Regions from separate parts of the Homo sapiens genome. Here region 1 is linked to region 2. Evidence: read pairs that join two places in POLR2A ChIA-PET (ENCODE). Cell type or tissue: GM12878. All regions are shown on one strand. Links, peaks and the distances in the headings refer to the core of each region. The heading gives the core; the rest is flanking DNA. Region 1 has its middle 20 kb from the start of C1orf216. Region 2 overlaps KIAA0319L (KIAA0319 like).

Evidence for each region. ChIA-PET counts read pairs that join two places held together with the same protein. Peaks named below come from ENCODE experiments on the same cell type or tissue, not always from the same donor. Only the 100,000 strongest peaks of a DNase experiment are listed, where the experiment ranks them.
Region 1: POLR2A ChIA-PET joins it to region 2 with 5 read pairs; 2 of 35 experiments call an interaction of 5 or more read pairs at or near these places.

The regions. Positions count from the first base shown.
Region 1 is chr1:35,693,208-35,705,466 of GRCh38, forward strand. No RefSeq gene overlaps it. Among named protein-coding and RNA genes, the nearest start is that of C1orf216, 20 kb to the right of the region's middle. In GM12878, for the core only: no CTCF peak of the experiment used is centred there; no DNase peak of the experiment used is centred there; H3K27me3 peaks cover 184 bases.
Region 2 is chr1:35,446,272-35,458,530 of GRCh38, forward strand. It overlaps KIAA0319L (KIAA0319 like), which reads right to left. Exons shown (of 21, transcript NM_024874.5): 10 at 9,742-9,970; 11 at 8,091-8,214; 12 at 7,286-7,418; 13 at 5,357-5,505; 14 at 4,087-4,238; 15 at 3,596-3,734; 16 at 1,902-2,061. Among named protein-coding and RNA genes, the nearest start is that of ZMYM4-AS1, 86 kb to the left of the region's middle. RefSeq lists a silencer at 4,829-5,008. In GM12878, for the core only: a CTCF peak has its summit at 4,967 (motif pointing right); no DNase peak of the experiment used is centred there; H3K27ac peaks cover 262 bases.

The DNA of each region.
Region 1 (12,259 bases), core at 4,408-6,907, 250 kb after region 2:
CTTGAACCCGGGAGGCAGAGGTTGCAGTGAGCCATGATTGTGCCACAGTACTCCAGCCTGGGTGACAGAGCAAGACTCTGCCTCAAAAAAAGTAAATAAAAATAAAAAAATTAGCCAGGCATGGTGGCACATGCCTGTGGTCCCAGGTACTTGGGAGGCTGAAGTGGGAGGATCACTTGAGCCCAGGAGATCAAGGCTGCAGTGAGCCATGATCATGCCACTGCACTCCAGCCTGGGCAACCCTGTCTTTAAAAAAAGAGAGAGAGAGAGAGAGGTTTAAGCTGAATGATGCCGTGATTACAGCTGACATTCTTATCTTCAACAGTATGGCTCTAACATAGGCCCCCTCGGACATGGCTGAAATCAAGGTCACCTCCTCATTGCCTAAAGGCATTTCCCAAATTCTGACTAGGTCACACTCTGCTAACTGCAGGGCCTCGTGCAGGGAAAGATGGGACAACCAGTGGCTAGGAGAGACTTTTGGCACAGGCATCATATTCATGAAGAGCCTACATTTTATACTTTTATTTCCAATTAAGTTATACATAGATTCATCCGACTTTTTTTTTTTTTTTTTTTGAGATGGAATTTCGCTCTTGTTGCCCAGGCTGGAGTGCAGTGGTGCAATCTCGGCTCACTGCAACCTCTGCCTCCCAGGTTCAAGCGATACTTCTGCCTCAGCCTCCTGAGTAGCTGAGATTACAGGTGCATGCCACCAAGCCCGGCTAATTTTTGTATTTTTAGTGGAGACGGGGTTTCACCATGTTGGCCAGGCTGGTCTTGAAATCCTGACCTCAGGTGATCCACCCACCTCAGCCTCCCAATAGTGCTGGGATTACAGGTGTGAGCCACCATGCCTGGCCGATTCGTCTGACTTTTAAAAAACTGTTAAAAGGAGTAATTTATTAAGGTGCTATGAACTAAATATTTGTGTCCCTGCAAAATTCATATGTTGAAGCCTAAATCCCCAATGTGATGGTATTTGGAGGGGAGGACTTTGGGGGGCAATTGGGTCATAAGGATAGACCCTCACAAATGGGATTAGTGCCCTTATAAAAAGAGACATGAGAGAGATGAGAGATGATCATTCTCTGCTCCCTACCACAAGAGAACACAGCAAGAAGGCAGCCATACACAAACCAGGAAGTGGTTTCTTCCCAGACATTGAATCTGCTAATTCCTTGATCTTGGACTTCCCTGCCTCCAGAACTGTGAGAAATAAACGTCTGTTGTTTAAGCCACCCAGTCTATGGGTGGTACATATTTGTTACAGCAGCCCAAACTGACTAAGACACAAAGTAAGCATTTAAATTATACCATACTTAAAACACATTGTTGGCTGGGTGTGGTGGCTCACTCCTGTAATCCTGGCACTTTGGGAGGCAGAGGTGGGTGGATCACCTGAGGTCAGGAGTTCGAGACCAGCCTGGTCAACATGGTGAAACCCCATCTCTACTAAAAATACAAAAATTAGCTGGGCATAGTGGCGCACACCTGTCATCCTAAATACTCGGGAGGCTGAGGCAGGAGAATTGCTGGAACCCAGGAGGTGGAGGTTGCAGTGAGCCAAAATTGTACCGCTGCACTCCAGCCTGGATGACAAAAACAAACAAACAAACAAAAAACATTGTTTTGGCATTACACACTTTTTTTTTGAGACTCTGTCACTAAGGCTGGTGTGCAGTGGCATAATCTTGGCTCATGGTAGCCTAGACCTCCCAGGCTCAAGTTATCCTCCCACCTCAGCCTCTCAAGTAGCAGGCACTATAGGCAAGTGTCACTGGACCTGGTAACACTCTTTTTTTTTTTTTTTTTTGAGATGGAGTCTAGCTCTGTTGCCCAGGCTGGAGTGCAGTGGCGCAATCTCGGCTCTCTGCAACCTCCACCTCCTGGGCTCAAGTGATTCTCCTGCCTTAGCCTCCTGAGTAGCTGGGATTACAGGCGTGTGCCACCACTCCCAGCTAATTTTTAGTAGAAATGGGGTTTCACCATATTGGCCAGGCTGGTCTTGAACTCCTGACCTCAAGCGATCCGCCCACCTCGGCCTCCCAAAGTGCTGGGATTACAGGCATGAGCCACCACACCCAGCCCCGGCAACACTTTTTAAATGTGCTCTGGACCTTCAAATACACAAAGGTGGCCTGGGCTCTGATAGCCTACGAGAGGCCCTAAATGGCTGCCCCTCCTGAAAATGCCCGCCTCAGTGCTTCACTGTAATTGTCATGCTTCTGCTCCCTCCTCTGCCTGTTCTTCTTTTCCCCACCCCGTAAATTAAAGCCTTCCTTTCCTAAGATGCAGCCTCCACTCTCTGGCTCTTCATCTCCCATTATCTTGCCCACCACCCCATGTCCACCAACCTTGCTAGGACAAATAATCTCCAAATTTCTATCTTCCAAAAAGACTTTCCTCCCTAGCCTAGGCATGTATTTCCCAACTGTCTAAAGTTGGTTTTCTGAAAACACTCTTAGGTGGAGACCTGCGGGCAGGAATTGTATTGAGGAATGCTCTTGGGATCAACACAGTGGGGAGGGAAGAAAGGAGGATTGCGCAGATGAAGTAACTGAATGGTCAGAACAAAAGCCCCAAACAACCTGAAATGAGTTTTGGAAACTGAGTGGCCTTCAGACATGCTTCTCCTTAAGCAAAGGGACCCAGCCTTTATACCCCTACTTTGGTCAGTCATTGGATGTTGACTGCCTGGGAAGGCAGTGTGACCTTGGGCCAGGTGGCTCTCTTCTGTTGAGGGCAAAGGCAGAGGGGCACTCAGCTGAGAGCCCTCAGCTACCAACACTCCTAGAAACAGGGCGATGAGTGCCTTATCTCTGAAAGGGGGATGTGGGTGAAGTATCACATCATCTCCTACCAGCCACCTGCTGATCATCTCCACTTGGAAGCCCTCGGGCATCTCAAATTCAACATACCCGAAACTGAACTGAATCTGTTCCTTTTCTGTGTTATTTGATGGTATGACCAATCTGCTAGGCTTGGTAGCTGAGTCAATTATCCTCAACAACTCCTTCTCCTTTACCCTATATCCAACCAAGACTTCATCCCATAGAGGATATTAGGCTTTGTCTAAACTCCCTTGAATTCATCATTCCCATCTCCTCTTTCCCCACCACTGACCTGGCTCGGCCCTCAGCACCTTGTTATGGCATCGTACTTCAATGACCATCCAACAGATTCAGTGGAAAGAGCCTCTTAGCACGGCACAGGCAGAGCAGGTGCTACATGAAAAGTCTGTTGGGATACTGTAAGAGAAAAAAACAAAAAAAAGAGTGTGATACTCAACTGCCTAGGAATTAGTAAAGAAGGAAGGATAACAATTTTAATAACAAATGTTGTTAATTGTAATATATATAACACCACACGGTATGTTTTGTTAATTGTTATATTTATACAATCATGTCTACTTATTAATTTTATATTTATTACATTTGCAAGGATATCTTTGGGAAAATGATTTCACAGTATTTCTCAAGGGCCATGAAGACACTTTGATCTGGGAATTCTGAGAACCTACCCTAAATAAATAGTTTGAAATATGAGAAAAAATATGAACAAAGATGTTCATTCTAACATTATTCATTATACACAGCTTAAATATCTAATAATAGGGAATTAGTTAGATATTTAAGAATGAGTGGTTCAATGGAACATGATGAAACTATTAAAAATAATGGTTTCCATGCTATGTAACAGCATGGAAAATTATTGCAATGTTAAGTCAAAAAGTTAGGATTCATCATGCTTATGCACTATAATTGCAACTACGTAAAAAGTATTATTAGGGAAAACAATGTGAAAGAAGATACACCAGCATGCTAAGAGTTATATTAGAAAAAAAGAAAAGTCATCCCTGGTATCTTCAGCCCCGCTCCCCACATGGTAATTTTTATCATTGGTCTTTCTTTCTCTGATATTGACAACAATGTCTTCTTAGTATGTAAAGCACTCTGGAAGTGCAGCTTCAAGATTCAGTCTTTTCGCCGGGCGCAGTGGCTCACGACTGTAATCCCAGCACTTTGGGAGGCTGAGGCAGGCGGATCATGAGGTCAGGAGATCGAGACCATCCTGGCTAACACGGTAAAACCCTGTCTCTACTAAAAATAAAAAAAATCAGCCAGGCGCAGTGGCAGACACCTGTAGTCCCAGCTACTCGGGAGGCTGAGGCAGGAGAATGGCATAAACCCGGGAGGTGGAGCTTGCAGTGAGCCGAGATCGCACCACTGCACTCCAGCCTGGGCAACAGAACGAGACTCCATCTCAAAAAAAAAAAAAAAAAAAAAAAGATTCAGTCTTTTCGATCAGGTTGCTATCCCAAGCCCCTCTTATGATCAGAGTAATTCCATAACGCTACTTCTCAAACTTGTAATTGGTAGCTTTATAACATAACATATAATATATAATACAATATAATTATGATATAATAAATAACATGCCTTAGTATTTCACTTCTTTTTGTTGCTAAATAATATTCTATTGTACGATTTGCCACATTTTTAAATCTGTTCATCATTTGATGGACATTTGGGTCATTTCCATTTAGGCTACTATAAATATTTCTGCTATGACATTGTGTACAAATTTTTGTGTGACTACTGTATATGTTTTTGATTCTTTGGGGTATATATGTACTTATCAATGGAAATGCTGGGTTGCATGGTAACTCTATGTTTAAACACTTCAGGGATTGCCAGGTTATTTTCCAAAGCAGCTGCACCATTTTACATTCCCACCGGCCAGTTATGAGGGCTCCAATTTCTCCACATCCTCACCAACACTTGTTATTATCTGTTCTTTTGATTATTAACATCCTTGTGGGTGTGAAGGAGTATTTCATTGTGGTTTGATTTGCATTTTCCTGATGGCTAATGATGTTCACCATTGTTCTTTTTTTTTTTTTTTTTTTTTTTTGAGACAGAGTCTCGCTCTCTCACCCAGGCTGGAGAGCAGTGGCACAGTAACAGCTCACTGCAGACTCAAACTCCTGAGCTTGAGCAATCCTCTCACCTCAGCCTCCCAAAGTTAGGATTACAGGCATGAGCCACTGTGCCACTATTATTCATTTTTAACCCAAACCAGTTTTTTTTTAACAAAATAAGATTGAAATGTTCCCATATAAAAGTAATTATTGCATATTATTCTGTATTTGGGGGAAAAAAATCCAAAAGACTTAAAAAAAATTTAAGCCACACCCAAATACCACCATCTAGAGCTAACTACTATAAACATTTCAGGGCATTTCCTTCTAATGTTTTTTTTTTTTTCCTATCCTTTCATGTGACATTTGCAATTTTGTTTCTGGCTTTTTCACTTCATATAATAAAATAGCAATTCCCCAACATTTTCCTGAACATTACTGGATATAACAATTTCCTTAGCCATTCCCTTATGAATGGATGCTTGGTTATGTCCAGCTGTATTTAATATTGTGAATAATGCAGTAACATGGTGCTTTGATATTGCTCTTTAATGTCTGTGTTCCATTTGTCCAATAAGGCTCAGATCTTTGAAGAATCTGTCTTTTCTTCCCTTTCCATCCACCTACATCTTTCCAGGGTGGTGCTCAGTCCAGAGTAGACTCATTTAAGTCCTTATTATGGCCCTATTCTGAGCACTTGATACATAGCAAAGCATTTAATCCTCACAACTTCCCTGTGAGGTAGGTAATATTATTACCATCCCTTTTGTCCAAGGTCATTGGCTAGTAATGATGCAGAGGCAGAATTTGAATCCAGGTAGCCTGGATCCAGAGTCTGAATGCTGAACCATCAGTCATCTTGCTTTCCTGTCATGCTAGTGGTGGAGGGAATTAAAAATGAGACAGCCAGCCATCCCAGCTCTGTGGGTGGATTGGTCTCATGTTCAAAATCTGTCACCTAAGCTTCATCCTTCATTTGAAAATGGATAAGGGAAGTGATATGGTTTGGCTGTGTCCCCACCCAATTCTCATCTTGAATTCCCACATGTTGTGAGAGGGACCCAGTGGGAGGTAACTGAATCCTGGGGGCAGGTCTCTCCTGTGCTGTTCTCATGATAGTGAATAAGTCTTACAAGATCTGATGGTTTTATAAGGGGGAATCTCCCCGCACAAGCTCTCTTTTTGCCTGATGCCATCCATGTAAGATGTGACTTGCTCCTCCTTGCCTTCTGCCATGATTGTGAGGCATCCCCAGCCATGTGGAACTGTAAGTCCATTAAATGTCTTTCTTTTGTAAAGTACCCAGTCTCCATATGTCTTTATCAGCAGTGCCAAAAGAAACTAATACAGGAAGTGATAAAGTCAGAAAAGCTGGGGAGTACAGGGAAAGTGATTCAGCTTCAACCCACAAGATTGGAGCTTCCAACTGTCCCCAGCCTTGCACAGTCCTCTTTCCCCGCACAGCACCAGAGAGTTCTTTCTCAAATGCAAATCTGATCCTGTCACTTTCCTGCAAGGCTCTCTGTCGCACTCAGGATAAAATCCCCAAACCCATAACTGGCATGCAAGGTCATCTCTTGCCCCGTGTCTCTACTCCTGGCCTGACTTCTCTCTGCCTCAGTTCTTTCAGGTCCTGCAAACCCCACCGCTCTGTTTCATCCCTGTACCTGTTGTATCTTGGCCTGGAGAGCTTTTCCCTACCTCGCCCCTGCTCATTGTCCTTTGGCCCTGCTCACTCTAAGTCTCTGTTTAAACACTCCTGTCTTCCGCCGGGCGCGGTGGCTCACGCTTGTAATCCCAGCACTTTGGGAGGCCAAGGCGGGCAGATCACGATGTCAGGAGATTGAGACCACGGTGAAACCCCGTCTCTACTAAAAATACAAAAAATTAGCCGGGCATGGTGGCAGGCGCCTGCAGTCCCAACTACTCGGAGAGTCTGAGGCAGGAGAATGGCGTGAACCCGGGAGGCGGAGCTTGCAGTAAGCCGAGATCGTGCCACTGCACTCCAGCCTGGGTGACAAAGCGAGACTCTGTCTCAAAAAAACAAAAACAAAAACGAACAAACAAACAAAAAAAAAACAAAAAGTACACTCCTGTCTTCTATCTAGAAAGTCTTCTTCAAAGCCCTTAATTGGATCGTGTTCCCTGGTTAAACACATACCTTTCTCTTGACATGAATTACATTTTGTAATTGCTTTTCTTAAAAAAAAAAATTTTTTTTTTATTATGGAAAAATTCAAACATAAGAAAAAAAAGAAGAGTATTCTAATCACCCAACTTCAACAATTATCAACCCACAGCCAATCTGGTTTCACCTAACCCCCCATCTACTTCCCTCCTCCTGTCTTATTTTTAAACAATAAAACAGATCGTTTTATTTAATCTGTAAATGTTTTATTTAGCAAGTTTCTCTAAAAGATAAGCACTTTTAAAATCATAGTTACAATATCATTATCATGCTTTTAAAAGGCCAATTATGCTTGTTTTTTTCTTTTTCAACTTTTTATTTTGAAAAATTTAAAACTTACAGAAAAGTTGCAAACTATCTGAGACTAAGTCGCATATGTTATGATCTTTTATCCTTAAACATTTCCACATATATTTCCCCAAAACAAGGAAATTCTTTGATATAACCAAAATATAGTGAGCACATTCAGGAAATTTAAGGTTGATACAATAAAAGATCTACAATAAAATCCATATTCAAACTTTGCCATATGTCCCAATGATGTCCTTTACAACAGGGGTCCCCAACACCTGGGCCACGGACTGTATAGGTTAGTGACCTTTTAGGAACCAAGCTGCACAGCATCTCCACCTCCTGTTGGATCAGCAGCAGCATTAGATTCTCATAGAGGTGCAAATTCTATTGTGAGCTGCGCGTGTGAGGGATCTAGGTTGTGTGCTCCTTATGAGAAAGTAATGCCTGATCTTGAGGTAGAACAGTTCCTTCCAAAACCAAAAATTCCTCCCCCAGTCCGTTGAAAAACTGTCTTCTACAAATACAGTCCCTGATGCCAAAAAGGTTGGGAACCACAGTTTTCGCAGAAATTTTTTCTTTTTTTGAGACAGGGTCTCACTCTGTCATCCAGGCTGGAGTGCAGTGGTGTGATCATAGCTCACTGTAGCCTCGACCTCCCAGGCTCAAGTGATCCTTCCAGCTCAGCCTTCCGGGTAGCTGGGACTACAGGCACATGCTACCACATCCAGCTAATTTTTTTTAAAAATTATTATTTTTTTGTTTTGTAGATACAGAGTCTTCCTATGTTGCCAGGGCTGGTCTCAAACTCCTGGGCTCAAACGATCATACTGCCTTGGTCTCCCAAAGTGCTGGGATTACAGGTATGAGCCACCGCGCCCAGCTCTTTACAGAAATTTTTTTCCAATCCTCCAGTATCCAATCCAGAATCATGCATTGCATTTAGTTGTCCTGTCTCTCTCTCTCTCTCTCTCTCTCTCTCTCTTTTGGAGACAGGATCTCACTCTGTCACCTGGACTAAAGTGCTAGGCTTAAGTGATCCTCCACCTCAGCCTCCCAAGTAGCTGGGACTACAGATGCAGGCAACTGACCTGGATAATTATTTTTATTTTTGTAGAGACAAGGTCTTGCCATGTTGCCCAGGCTGGTTTTGAACCCCTGGCTTCAAGTGATCCTCCTGCCTCGGCCTCTCGAAGTGCTGGGATTACAGGCGTGAGCTACCACACCCAGCCTCCTGTCTCTTTAGTGCCCTTTAATCTGGAACAGTTCATTCCTCTTTCATGGCATTGATATTTCTGAAGAGCACCTGCCAGCTGTTTTGTAGGCCAACCCTGAATTTAGGCTTGCCTGATGGTTTCCTCCTGGTTCTGCATTCCTCAGGTTCCACATCATGGGCAGGAGTGGTACCTAGGGGAGTCCTAAAGGCTGCATCGGGAGGCAGATGTCCATTGCTTCATCATGATGAAGCTGATTGCTTAAGGTGCCCTATAATTGCTTTTTAAATTTCAAATGATCTGGGGCTTTTTTTCTGCTAGACTGTGAGCTTGATGAGGGCAGAAGTCATGTCTGTTATCTCCATCTTTGTATCCCTCAAGCATAGCAAATTTAAACTGGAAAATCGAACCTGCAAATGCATGTGCCGGCTAATGCCTCTCCCTTTATTCAGCCTCACAGCAGCCCCGGGAAGGACTAATTGAGATCTCAGATGGGGGAAAGGAGGCTCAGAAAGGGGCAGGCTCCATAACAGCGCTATTTTCCCAAACTTTTCCTGCCTGGGCTGTTTCCTCCCTTCTAAGACTCTCCCTTTGGATGGCACCTGGGAAAAACCTCCTCGCCACCACCCCCTCCCCCGACTCCCCCCCCCACCCCCCGAAGTAATGGTTTCAAGGGAAACAGAAATTCCAGAAAGAAGGAAAGCAAAGCGCATTAGCTGTCCAGAGCCTAGGGGCTGGGGGAGACGGGGGAGGCCCTATTTGCATTTTTCCCATTAACAAGCTGGAGTTGAGCTAGCTTGCCTGGGGAGATCATCTGAGAGGAAAATCTTTGCATATTTTATTTAAAAGCACGCTGCATTAGGCGGGTAATAATGCAGAGTGTGGCGATTAGGTGAGGCCTGCAGGGGGCGGGGGTGGGGTCCTTTCCCTCCCTTACCTCTAACTAACCCACCCTGGAAACCCCTCAATCCTGAGAACCAGCCTCCCTAAAGGAACAGCCCTTTGGCCTCAGAGGCAGGTTGAGACTCCAGCCTCTGTAATTCCACTCTTTCTTGCTAAGAGAGCCGGAGAGATAGGAGGAACTGCCCTGGGCAGGAAGAAGGACAGAAGGGGGTGGGACAATAGAACAAGGACCAGTGTCCAAAGCTGGACTCTAGCCCTGTGGTTCTAAGTGATGGGGGTGGCCATGTGGGGAAGTGTAGGGAGATACTACCCCTATAGGGGGCTTTTAAACATGTGAAAGAGATGTTTTGGTGTTCTCAATAATTGGGTAGGCAGTGCTATTATTAGTACTTCCTGTCTAGGGGACAGGGATGCTAACTGGGACCTTCCATTGCCCAGGACAAGCTCACTCAAAGAATTATCCAAATGCCAAAGGCACTCCCATTGGGCTAACCCTTCCTGTACAAGTGCAGGCGTGCATACACACACACACGCACACATACACACACACGCACAAATCAGACTTTCCTTTAAGCCCTGCCATTCTGTGTTACTACGGACTTAACAGAGTCCTGGATGGTCAAATAGTTGAATAAACAGGGTCCCTGCTTCATCACAAGCTGTTGAGTTTGTGCAATTCATTTATCCTCTCTGAGTCTCTATTTCCCAATTTATAAAATAGACATATCAGCTGAGTATGGTGGTGCATGGCTGTAATTCCAGCATTTTTGGAGGTCCAGGCAGATGGACTGCTTGAGCCCAGGAGTTCAAGACCTGCCTGGGCAACATGGCAAAACCTCATCTCTACAGAAAAATACAAAAATTAGCTGGGCATGGTGGGGCACTCCTGCGGTCCCAGCTACTCGGGAGGCTGAGGTGGGAGGATCACTTGAGCCCAAGAGATTGGTCCCAGGCTGAGGTGGGAGGATTGCTTGAGCCCAGGAGGTTGAGTCTGCAGTGAGCTGTGATGGTGCCACTGCACTCCAGCCTAGGTGACAGTGAGACTCTGTCTAAAAAAATAAATAAAAAAAATAAAATGAAATAAAATAGACATGTCAATGCCTACCTCTCAGGATAGCCTCTAGAGAACAATGGGATAATAGAGGGAAAGGGGTTTATAAACCATAAAACTAGAGCACATGGCTGGGCGCAGTGGCTCACGCCTGTAATCCCAGTATTTTGGGAGCTGACGCGGGCAGATCACTTGAGGCCAGGAGTTTGAGACCAGCCTGGCCAACATGGCAAAATCCCATCTCTACTAAAAATACAAAAATTAGCAGGGTGTGGTAGTACGTGCCTGTAATCCCAGCTACTCAGCAGGCTGAGGCAGGAGAATCGCTTGAACCCGGGAGGTGGAGGTTGCACTCCAGCCTGGGTGACAGAGCGAGACTCCGTCCCAAAAAAAAACCAAAAAACAAAACAAACAAACAAAAAAAACTGGCGCACACACAGGGGATGTTATTAGAATGGGGAGCAGAGCCTTAGGCTACTGGTTTAGTAAGGGGCTCCTGAAGGTAGCTGTCCTCTGTGAGAGGTTTATAAGGCCATGGTGATCCTAACCGTTCCTGCCTCACTGGGTGAGGGGTTTATATTCACAAGGTCAGCTTCCACAGTTAATGCTTGGCTACACCTTCTCCTCTGAAAAATGGGGTTGCACCTACTTTATACCAAAAAACAGAAGTGAAATTAACTTGGAAAATGTTAAATATGATGAAGAGGCAAGGTACTAGAAAACTCCATAACGTAATTTGTCATTTCCAGTCTCCCTTTCTCCTCCCGCTGCCTTAGTCTTCTGTCTGTTAGATGGTTACATATTCACTCTAACTTCTCCATCCCAAAACGCCGATGTGCATGAGCCCACACACAGACACACAAGCTAGAAAGTCTCATTAGGAATTAGGGGAGTATCTTAGCGTCTCACGTGAAAGAAGTTTTATGGTGGCCGCGGTGGCTCACACCTGTAATCCCAGTATTTTGGGAGGCTGAGGTGGGCAGATCACTTGAGGCCAGGAGTTTAAGACCAGCCTGACCAACATGGCAAAACCCTGTCTCTACCAAGAAGACAAAAATTAGCCAAAAATTAGCTGGGCATGGTGGCACGTGCCTGTAATCCCAACTACTCGAGACGCTGAGGCATGAGAATCGCTTGAACTGGAGAGGCGGAGGTTGCAGTGAGCTGAGATTACGCCACTGCATACCAGCCTGGGCAACGGAGTGAGACTGTGCCTCAAAAAAAGAAAGAAAAGAAAGAAAGAAAGAGAGAGAGAGAGAGAGAGAGAGAGAGAGAGAGAGAGAGAGAGAGAGAGAAAGAAAGAAAGAAAGAAAGAAAGAAAGAAAGAAAGAAAGAAAGAAAGAAAGAAAGAAAGAAAATAATAAGTTTCATTATGGAGATCAACACAGTGATTGTACCTAAGGCATGCGGGGAGTGGGAGCATCAAGCAAGTCTATTCAGAAGGATCTGCTTCTATCTGGGTGAGTATGGGGGTAGGAATAAATTCAGGCTAGGGTGGTTTGTGAGTCCTGGAAAGCTGTATGAGGATTTCACACACCCCAGGCACAGGAAGCAGAATAGGTAGCAGCTGCTAGCTATTCTGGGGGAATGTGGAAACAGAGAGTAGTGTGTCTGTCCTTCCAGAAATGGAACTCACCTAAAGCAACTTCAGTTTACTCACCTGTAAAATAGGACAATGGAGAAACTCC
Region 2 (12,259 bases), core at 3,416-5,915:
TTTATTACCCATCCCCTATCTCCACCATCTCCTTTTCCTCTCAGTCTATACAAATGCTCACAAACTTCCTATTTTAAAAAGATGTTCATGTTCCACAAGGACCACAATGAAAAAAAATTTTTAAAGATATTCTTTCAATCCTACCTCCCATATTATTTTCAGCACCAACTTCCTCAAAAAGGTGTTATACTGACCATCTCTGTATCCTCAAACCATGAAATCTGTCCTCTGCCTCCAACATCTAAGTAAAATGCTCTCACTATAGTTGCACTGATCTACTAATCACAAACCCATAGGCCTACTTTGTGTTCTCACCACACCTCCATCCCTGTAGCATCTGAATCCTTTGGAAGCACCCCTTTTGCCAGATCACCCCTTAACTTCCAGCAGACTACTCTCATTTGGTTTTCCTCCCACCTGATTGCTGTTTCTTAGTTTCTTTTGCTACCTCTTCTTTCTCTGCCTCCTCCTTAAATAATGATGCCCTTCAGAGTTGTGTCCTTATCCATCTTAGCTCTCTCCTAGTGAGACTCACCCGTTCTCATGGCTTTGGCTCCTGCCTGTATGCAGTAACTCCTATCTCGGGCTCTTCCTTCCACAAGTTCCAGCCTTTACTTGTGGCTATCTGACGGAACATCTCCTGACGCAGCCAGTAAGACACCCCAAATTCAATCATCCATACTGGTTTCGCCTGCCTTCCCAATCTCAGTTAATGACCTGAACCATCTATCCAGACATCCAAACCAAAAGCCTCACATTTGCTATCTCACTCACCTTCATTCGTAAAGGGCCAGGTACTACTGAATTACCACTGAATTTCTTTTAATTTCTTCTCCTCTTCTTCCACTATCTTAATTCAGGTTTTATTACCTTTTCACTGGACTAGTCCAGAAGCTTCCTGAATGGTCTCCCAGCCTTTGGTCTCTCCCTATTTTAGACTAGCTTCCACACTACTGATCTTTCTTTAAAAAAAAAAAAAAAAAAATCAAATTATGGAAATTCCTTGCTTTTAAAAACAAAACAAAAACTTCACACACATAAAACAAACCAACTTGGATCTGCCTACCCAAACTATTAAAACTAAGATCCTCAGCTTGCATATAACTGTTCTCAATCTCCACTGCCAGTCTTGTCTTCTACCACATCCTGGGGCCACTAAGCTTGAACCAAGTGACTTCTTCTGGAAGAAACTGTGTACTTTCATACCACAGGGCCATTGCTCAATGCTGTTGCCCTGTTCTGAATTTCCTCCCCATCCTCCCATGCCTGGTCAATATAAGTTTCCTTTTCCCCTTTTTTTTTCTTTTTTTTTTTTTTCTTGAGACAGTCTCACTCTGTCTTCCAGGCTGGAGTGCAGTGGTGTGATCAGAGCTCACTGCAGCCTCAAACCCCTGGGCTCAAGTAATTCTCCTGCCTCAGCTTCCCAAATAGCTTGGACTACAGGCGAACCACACTGCACCTGGCTAATTTTTAAATCTTCTGTAGAGGTGGGGTCTTGTTATGTTGCCCAGGTTGAAGTTTTCTTTATTCTAGAAAAATCTTTGGATTACTCCTACCCCAACTCTCCTAGAAGAATTCATTGTCCTTGCCACAGTGTTCCACAATGCCGCTTGTTGTACCAAACCCACACCGTACTAATGTTCCATATTTACTTATCTCCTCTACTAGACTGTGGTTGTCAAAATAGTTGACCTCCTACACCCTGGAGCCCTGCTGAAGTGTCTAGTACAGCGCATGTCACCTGCACTAGAAGACAGAAGTCTATTGAAGAAAAGGCAACATGAGTGTTTCTGGTCAGAAAGCCCACCTTTCTCTATCTAACCACACTATTTCTCAGCTCATTCAAGAAGCCCGGGGGCCCCTGGTCTTTCCTTTGCTCCCCCCATTCATTGCCCAGCTACCTCTGCTCCGTGTACGGCTGAATCTTTTGCACAATGATGTCGGAATCCAGCACCCCCAGGAGGACCCCAATCTGGCGGATGAACATCCCCTTCAGCCTCTCAGTTAGCTGACTGACGTTGATATCCAAGATGATCTCCACCAGGTTGTTTTTCCTGGGATCTGGAAAGCATGTGGATCAGTCATGGCTTTAGAAGTAGGAGAGTAAACACAGACCTGCCACTGTGCATTTGCTTTGGCACAGGAGAGAAAGGAGTGAGAACATTCAGATATCCTTCAAATGGAAAGGGACAATAGTGAATTCCTGATCGGGCAATCTGGGGCTGGCTTAGAAAGCTTCTAAAGCACTCCTGCTCTCTATACCAACCTGAGAATTCCCACACATGTGCTGGGGATAAGGCTGAAGCAGTGATGCAATGAGGGGTGGGGAGTAATGACGGGAGTGGGGAAGAGAGAAACACTTAAACATTTGTTTTAAAAGCCTCTGTGCAACTGGCAGTGCTGAGCAATCCAGGCCAAGTGGGGGTTATTAAGCAATCTCTCCTGACTCACATCTGATTTTCAGTGCCTCGCTGTATTTTGTGCACAACAATGGGAGGAAAAGTGTCCATCTCAACAACCTCCTCAATAATGGGAATGCATCCGTCCCTCCAGGTTTAAATACAGTTAACAAAAGAAAATCCAGTCAGCCAAGACACAAGGATTTCCTTAGAGCCACATCACAGCTGCACTATCTTTGTATAACTCTAAAACGGTGAGGCTATCATGTTTTACTTTTGAATATGTCCTAAAGATGTTCTACATTTGGAATTTCAAACTGATTGTTTGGAATGCCTTATTTACATACTTGAATGCACCACTTGCCTGTTCTGATGTATAATTTGCATAATTAGTAGACTATCTGTGATCTGACTTTAAACACCAAAGAGATTTTATAGTGTCTCAGCTACTGTCCTTCCTAGAGGCAGGACAAGGACTGGAAGACCTCCCAAGATCCCTTCCTGTCCAAAACATCCATATATGAGGTTGGCCTAGATAATAAAGAGTAGGTTTAAAGTTAATACCATTTCATCAGAAGCTCAGGAATTTATACAGCTCTATCCCACCTCCATACTCAGTGCCTCCCTATCACCATATTAATCTCAAAGCAAAATAAAAACATGGTTCTATTTAAGAAGAAAATTTTTATTTCTGCAAAGCTGAAAAATGTAAAGAGCACTATTACTTTACCTTCCCTGGATTATCAGACAAGGCCTGAGGCTCAACTTATAAAAATAAATTGTTTTCTGCATCTGGATGCTGATGAGACATCATGACTCAAGCTATTCCCATGCTCAGATTCCCAAGCACTCTGAGCCCTCTCTCATCAGTCACGAGGAGAGGAGAAAGTGCTGGACTACGAGCACAAAGGCCTGGCTCTGACACAACTGCTGTGTGACACTGAGCAAGTCCTGCCCTCTCTGAGTTTGTTTCTCCATCTGAGATGAATAGGGGGAGGTCTGTATTTCTGCATGGGTAGGAGGTATTATTGGAACAGACGGTCTCTATGGATTTTTCAGCTTGGGGTTTCTCGATTATTTTTAAAGCTGGACATGCCATCTGGCTCTGTCCATGCTCGGGGAAGGGGATCTCAGGATAGAGGCCTTGATTGGCTGATTCAGCAATTCTACTCAGCCTCATCACTAAATGAACTCACCAGGTTTCACCTCCACAGTGGTCCGGTCTGTGTCACTCTCACCCTTTGCATCGGTCACTTTCAGGTGAAAAGTGTAGGTTCCCTCAACCAGGTTTGAAAGAAAAAGGATAGGGTGATGGTCAGAGTGATTTAACACCTCCTGTAGGGTTGAACAACATGGCTATGTTACAGAACAAAATGCCATTCCTTTCCTGGAGTCAGTTGCTGCTTTCACCATAACTAGGCCCTTCAGGGCTGAACTGTTTCAACCTTGGGCAGTTCCTGATACGGAACAGCATTGCAGCCTACAACTGCTAGGATCAGGGAAGGGAAACCCATTCTGTGCTATACTAGCTTACAGAATGACCCTAAGCAAGTCACTTCACCTCCCTGGATTTCAGAGAACAATCTGGGTTTGATATAAGGGACCACTTGATTAAAGCATATACTGGAACGCGTGGCTCCTCCTCCTCCCCACTCCTGTGTAGCTCTCCAGCTCCTAGCACACTTACCCCTGCTGCTGGGCTCCCCTCATCTCGAGTCCAGAGGTAGCTGACTATTCCCTTGTCATCTGAGGACTTAGAGCCATCCAGCTCTGCTGTGCTCGTGGGTAGGGTAATCACCACATTCCCAGTTATCTTGGCTATAGGTGGTTTGTTTATTTCTAATCAAAAAGAAATCATTGACATAATGTGACATTCTGGAAAAGAAGAAATGTTTCTTCATGATGCTTATGGGGAAATTAAAACATCAAGAGTACCTTAACTGGAGAACCTTTTTAAGTGCCTGTCCCTGCCACCAACCAACAGTGTAGATGAAAGCTACCAGCGCTGCAGTCCTGAGGTTCCAGTCCTACCCAGAGAAATGTTCTCCTAACACTGTACAACAGAGGGGACGAGTGTGCTTTCCTCTCATATTCTCCCAGCAGCCTTCCCAAATGGAATCCATTTCTCTGCTTTGGAGGTATGTGATGATCAGAAATAACGGCCCAAACTGGCTTAAAACCTTGGAGTTTAGGTTTCACCTAGCTGATCTTGCAAATTCTCCTTCAAAATATCTTAAAATGTTATTCTCTGAATATCTTTTTGGACCCCTTCCTTGGAACTTCACAAGAGAAAACAAAGAGCTACCTCTCTTATTCGGAGCCCCACGTGAAGCTCTGTATATTCAGATGTCTGTGCAGTATTTACTCAGCTTGGTATCTTATGTCTGGAGGTCTGCATATCTGATGGTTTTTCCTGCTATCAACTTAAGGCCCTCAACTTAAGGCCCTCTCCCACAGCTCTCACTGGTCACTGTGCCTGTAAACTAGAGCAAGGCCTCTGGCTGGCCTCAGCTCAAAGGCTCAGGGCAAGCATAGTCAGCTGTAGTGCGGCCGTCATTCTCAAGCCTGACAGCAGGTGTCACTGTAGCTAACAGGAGTCACGGCCCAGGTCTCAGCAATGCAGAGGGGCAAAATAAAAATGCAAAGAATAGAACCCTTAATTCTTTCCCTATTCAACTGAGAAATAAAGTAAGGAGGGAAGGAGGGAGGACTGAAAAGAAAGTAAGGGGATGAGAGGGAAGGGAAGATGTAAGCAGGAGGAGGGAGGGAAGTTAAAATTCACCTTACAGTCCAATTAAAGGCTGTTTTAGAAAAGAAAATAACAATTGCCCTCACCCCAACCCTCTTACCCACCTCTTGCTATCTCTAATCAATTTCTGCAGGCAAACATGACAGGATAAATTCTTCAGCTATCTGACCCTAAGAGGCTGCTACACAAACTGGAGGCAGAGAGGTACCTTCTTTGACAATGACATTCACAGAGCTCTGGCTTTGCAGGTTCCTCTCATCTTTGACAGTCAAGGTGAACACATAGGTCCCCACTTGCAGCCCAGTCACAGTAGCAACACTGCTGTTAGCATTCTCGAGCTGCACCCCATCAGGTCCCCTGCAAAAAAAGAAACTAGAGGGTAGAGTTGTACCTGTCTGCTGCTGTCCTGTCCCTAACTTAGCAGGAGGAGACAATGACTCCCTCAGCAAAGACACGAACTACTGTTACCCAGACCTTGACAAGACATGTTTAAAAATATTTCAATTGGACAAAGTGTCATTTGGCCTCAAAATACAGGCTGCCTGCTGGTCAGAAAATTCAAATAGCTTTCAAACACCTCTAGCCTTATCCTTTATATGAGCTTCTAGAACACTTGAACGCTTTACCATTCTAGTTTGTAAAAGGAAGAAAGTTCTCTGAGCAAGTCTCTGATCAAAAGAATGATTTAAGAGTGATGTTTCTAAAAAGCATTTCTGGCCCAGTAGTTGGTTTGGCTCTTGCCAGCAAGGAAGCAAAATGCATTTCTTAATCACGTGCCCAAATCCTTCCTGATGAAAGAAAAGGAAATGGGGCAAGACTGCAGAGGAACTCTCAGGACAAAATCATCTTGTTTGTAGCAACTCTATAAGCAAAGTTCCCTCCAGCTCCTGGACAGGGGCCATCAAGCACCTAGGACACCCTACAACCCTTCTTCCCCCTTGTGGCCTCAGAGACTTGCCTGCAGCAGCCAAGGGAGCTCTGTGCCAACATTCAGGCTGCACACAGCCAGAGAGCCCTCTGCTCAAGGATCAAAATGCCCCAGAGCTTTTAACTACAGGAAAGCCAGAGAAATCTGCAGACATCCAGGATTTACTTTGTTTTGCCTTTTAAAGTTACAGCCTCTGATCCTGGTAGCTCCTCCTGAAGCACAGTCTCCTTCAAGAAGCTATGCTAAGCATTATCTCTGCTGTAAACACTAATAAAACTCAGCTAAAAGGTCTATCAGCCATATCTTCAATAAACAATTATAATTAAAAACACCCTGGGCTGGGTAAGATTATGTTCTACAAAAGATAAAAACAAGAGCTGAGGGAAATAATTTCTAGATTCCAACTCAGCAATCTCAAAAGCAAGTCATTTGTATAGTCAAATTAAAGTTCTTTTCCACCCATCTCCAATGCCTTTGTCAAACAAACAAACAAACAAACAAACAAACAAACACAATACAAAAAAAAACCCAGGCTGTCCTATGGTTGCTACCTTTGGAAACAGAGAATACTTTTAACTCTTCTTAGAATTCTTTTGCTACTTGTGGGATCCTGCATATAATTTCAGTTGCATTAGTTATGCTTTAAAGGAGCTAAAAGAAACTACAGGAACTAAGAATGGTTCAGTTAGGTAATTTCTATGTAATTAGAATTATTTTGATTACCGCCTTTGGCCTCTGGCTAACTTAATTGGTAAATGGTGTCTTCAAGAAAACAATAACAGAGTAATGCTTTCATTTTATGGATGTATTTTCAATTTCTCTTAATAGCTGCTCTGCCCCATCCCCCGTGCCAGCCTTACCCAGTTAATTCTGAGCAACAGTATTTTTCTGCTCCATTACCCCTTCCATCCTGCCTCTCAAGTGTAATTAAACTCTGCATTTCAGCAGATGGATTGTACCTGAAAAAGCACCAGGATCACACAGTACTACCTGGGGACTAGTTGATGGCAAGCATTCTTTTTTTCTTACAAAAATTATGATTATAATATCATTTTCTTGGAGTTGAAGTTTGGAATTGCAAACATTTCTTCCTCAGTCACCCCACTGGATAAGCCAATAAGAGCAACTCAACTCATAATAGCAAATAAAACCTTGCTCTTCCAAGGTCTGGAGGCTTTGCAAAAATAAGGATTTTGTGTCAATACTCACTGTGTTTTTTCCCAGAGATATGAGATAATTTTCTGATCATCTGAGCTCTTGCTGCCATCCAGGGTTGTGCTATCCACAGGAAGGGTCAGCTCTTTATCTGGGCCTGCATCTGCCTGAGGAGGCTTATTGTTTTCTGGAAGACAAAGAGTTAGAGGTCAAAAGCAGCCAGTCCAGGTGGGAAAGGAGAGGAACCAATTGGGACACATGTTCTGGAAGCCATGGACTCTGCCTCTCAGGCCACAGAACTGTCAGATACTGTGGGAGATGTGGTTACCGTCAGGGAGCACACAATAAAGAATATAAGGCTGAAACATATCAAGCAATTCTGACAGAAACATAGAACATAATGAAGTTATAATGCCATACTAAACTTGAACTCTAATGCTAAGGGAGTTCAAATGAAAGGATTTGAGTGACAAGACAGGGCTGTCCTGAGGAAGTCAGTTTTAAGCAGGCCCTTCAAGGACGTGGTATTGGGTTGGTGCAAAAGTAATTGCTATTGAAAGGAATGGCAAAAACCGCAATTACTTTTTAGGATTTGGGATGGCATAAACTCTATTTCCTAGGTCTCTTTGAAGGTACCAACAACAAGCCAAGGGAAGGGCACAAGCTGAGGCTGGGAAGTATCCTTCATCTCTAGCTATGAAGAAAGCACAAGGGGAAGGAACAATAGAAGTCACCAGAGGCTCTATGGATCGGTGCCTTCTGCTTCTACCCTCATACAGCTCAGAACCCAACACTCTTTTCCCCCAAGGTTAAATGGACCCACCAATAGAAGAGCCTGAACCACAAGGCTGGAGCTTACCAGGTTGCACAATAACAGTCACTTGAGCAGTGGCCTGCTGTCCTATTGTGTCAGTCACTGTGAGCTGGTAAGTGTAGTCTCCTTCTTGCATCGCAGAGAGCTGTAAGGTTGGTGTTCTAACACCCTACAAATACAAATACAGAAGTGGAAAAGTGGACTCCAGGAATCACATCACACAATAATTCCGACTCTGGTAAAAACGATTTAGTTTTCTAAACCAAAGACCTAAGATGGTACTGGGCTATTACGTACCAGTTCAGCATGTGAGTGAATATGGAGTCAGATATCATGAGGCACCTTGCTAAGGGTTTCCCCCTTCAAGGAAACAACCCTCTCTGACACAGCAGCAGTTTCAAATAAAGCCAGAACTCTCATAAGAGAGGGCAGTATTGGGAAATGTGCAGAGATTACCAAGGCCAGTCTCTATGACTCAAACCAGAAAGAATACCGTGAACAAACAATAAATGACCCAGTTTTAAAAACACTGTTTAAAAAGATCCTCTTCCTACTGAAGCTACACAGTGCTCCTAACAAAGCTGTCTCAGTGAAACATGGCAGCAGCTCAAGATGCTGTATAACACCATACTGTCTCCTTCAGGTCTGTACAGGTTCTGCAACAACCTAACATAACATTTAAACAAAAGTCAGGTAAAATGGAGGCTTTAAGGGAGGCCTTAAAACTGAGAAATATAGAATCTTGAGGGACATTATAAATAATTTTGGGCAAACTTCCAATGCAGGAACTTCCTGTAGAGCAGTAGGCAAAAACTAGTAGCCCATGGGCTGAATCCAGCTTGCAAATATTTTTTTTGGCCTGTGGTGTCTCTCATATTGGAAATTTTCACATAAAGGTCTCAATTTCTTTCTTCTCTTGAAAAGCTGGGTTATCAAGCAATGTTAGGACCATCCTTCCATGTGGCAACAACCAGCTGGACCTGAAGAGTAGATGACTCCTTTAGTCAGGGCTTAAGTTCAGCACAGCCACCATCCAGTTTTCTTTCTTTATGTTACCTGCCTGGTGACAGATCTAGTCTCTCTTCTTAAGCATCTCTAGAGAGAAGATACTCACCATCTAGCCAATCTACTCTAACTTGTTATAGAGCTCACTAAGATTTGCACCCTTGTAGCTTCTAAATAGTTTGACTCTCTGGAGTCATCCAGAACAACTAACATTTCTCAGCCTTTTCCTCTAATACTAAACATTTAAGATAATTTTTTTTTTTTTTTTTTTTTTTTTGAGATGGAGTCTTGCTCTGTCACCCAGGCTGGAGTGCAATGGCGTGATCTCGGCTCACTGCAACCTCCGCCTCCTAGGTTCAAGGGATTCTCCTGCCTCAGCCTCCCAAGTAGCTGGGATTACAGGCGCACGCCACTACGCCCGGCTAATTTTTTTATCTTTAGTAGAGACGGGGTTTCACAATGTTGGCCAGGCTGGTCTCGAACTCCTGACCTCATGATCCGCCCGCCTCAGCTTCCCAAAGTGCTGGGATTACAGGCGTGAGCCACCATACCCGGCCAAGATAAAGATTTTTGCTACCACGTTAATCAAAGGCCCCTAAAGCTTTCTCAGTTTGTTTGGAGGTTTCTAAAAATGCAGTCCAGCAGCTCTACTTCTCTTGGGCAAGAAAAAATAGGAACCATTCCCTCCTACCTGCATCTCCACCACTTTCCCTTTGCTGCTTGGGCTGAGTGACCACTCATAGCTGGTGATGCCATGATCATCAGTGCTCTGGTTCCCAAAGAGGGTGATGGAGTTTTGGGGCAGGGTGATCACTTGGTTGGGGCCTGCGTTGGCCACAGGGGGGTAATCCACAGCTTTGTTCACTGTCAGGTTTGCAGTAGTAGAGTTGGTAGCTCCATCAGAGTCTACTACAGTCAAGCTATCAGGGCAGAGAGAGGAGTGTGATCAGGGACGGGTTTAAGGAAAGAGGAATAAACACTAGAAGACTGAAAATTAAGGCTAAGAAATACCAATGTGGCAAGGTTACCTATTCTTACCCACTTCTATTGGAGAAGCAGAAAGTACTACTAGAAGCTAACACTGACTGAAGTTTTATGATGTGCTAGGCACTGCTCCAAGTTCTTTATATCTCATTAAATCCTCACAACAATTCTATAAAGTATCATCCTCATTTTACTCCTCACATATATGAGGAGAAAGACAGAGAGGCCAGGTGCGTTGGCACACACCTGTAATCCCAGCACTTTGGGAGGCCAAGGCGTGCGGATCACCTGAGGTTGGAAGTTTGAGACCAGCCTGGCCAACATGGTGAAACCCCATCTCTACTAAAAATACAAAAATTAGCCAGGCATGGTGGTGCAGGCCTATAATCCAGCTACTTGGGAGGCTGAGGCAAGAGAATTTCTTGAACCCGGGAGGCGGACGTTGCAGTGAGCTGTGATTGCACCACTGCACTCCAGCCTGGGAGACAGAGGGAAACTTCATTTAAAAAAAAAAAGAAAAAGGAAGGAAGGAAGGAAGGAGAGATGGAGGGAAGGAGGAAGGGAGGGAAGGAAGGAGGGAGGGAGGGAGGGAGGGAAAGAAGGAAGGAATGAAGGAAGGAAGGAAGGAAGGAAGGAAGGAAGGAAGGAAGGAAGGAAGCAAGCTTGCCCAAGGTCATACAGCTTGAAAGCAGTGGAGTCAGGTTCTGATCCAGGCAATATGTCTCCAGCGCCATTTTGTCCTGCTGCTGCCTGCACGCATCTGTGTCCTGAGGTCTCTATAAGAATTGTCTGATATGGCCCTCATAACAACCATATAGAGTAGGCATCATTGATTCCAGTTTTATAAGAGGCTTAGAGAGGCTAAGTAACCCACCCAAGGGCTATATAGTGAGCCAAGATGCAAGCATAGTTCTCTGATTCCAAAGCTCAGAAACCAAATCTTAAGAAGAGGTAATTCTTAGTCCCTATTCCCGATTCCCTACGCTATGTAGTGCAAGCTCCGTCTGCAGCAGGCTGTTTTCCCATCATCCTGTTCCAGCTGTTTACACATCACAACGATGGACATCCTAGGCAGACAGCCTGCGGGACGAACCAGGAGGGCTGGCTCCAGTAAGGCAGGAGCTTGAGATGAAAATGAATTCTCCTACGCAACAGTCCCACAATTTGTGCCAGTGAGACACAGGATTTGCAAAAAAAAAAAAAAAGAAAGAAAGAAAATAAAAAAAAATGTTCATTTATAAGAGCAGGCTTTTACCTAAATGATGCCTTCCAGCTGAACAGCCTAAAGCTTCTCATGCCACCTCAAAATGTGAGCATAAGCAAGCAAGGAGGTTTGGGATCTTTCCATTTTGCTGACAGAAAGAGGAAAAGCATAGAAAAGACATGTAGTTTGTTTAAATCTCACCACCAGCCACAGACAGGGCCAGACGTCAGTGAGGTTTTATCCTGCAGTCTCACCTTTTACCTATGGTGTGAAGGGGATTTTTGGTATTACAGCCTTTAGGAAAAAAGCACAAAAACCTCAGACACACAAACATGTACCAATCAGCAGATATCTGAAAAACAAAAATTTACAGAAGTTTTGCCTCTTTTCCTAGTTTCTCTGTTGTTTTCACAGGTTTGGGTTTTTTTGTTTTGTTTTTTTTCTGAGACGGAGTCTCGCTCTGTCGCCCAGGCTGGAGTGCAGTGGTGCGATCTCGGCTCACTGCAAGCTCCGCCTACTGGGTTCACGCCATTCTCCTGCCTCAGCCTCCTGAGTAGCTGGGACTACAGCTACCTGCCACCATGCTCAGCTAATTTTTTTGTATTTTTAGTAGAGACGGGGTTTCACCTTGTTAGCCAGGCTGGTCTCGATCTCCTGACCTCATGATCCACCCGCCTCAGCCTCCCAAAGTGATGGGATTACAGGCATGAGCCACTGCGCCCAGCCTGTTTTTTGTTTTTAACATATGCCATTTGTCTCCTATGTCAGGACAAAAGCACCTTATAGACAGACGGCAAAATGGCAGCTGCCCATTTTCTCTTTCACCTCAAACAGTCCCTGGCTTGCCTGCAAAGATCCTGAAACCAAACAGCAGCTGACTATAGGGCTGAGGAAAAAGGCTACTGCCATGTAAAAGAGAGAGGAAAAGGTGAGTGAATTACAACCTTAATGCTAATCAAATCAAATCATATCATTTCATAGATTTTTTTTAAAATGAAGGTTAGGAAAAAAAAATCACTCT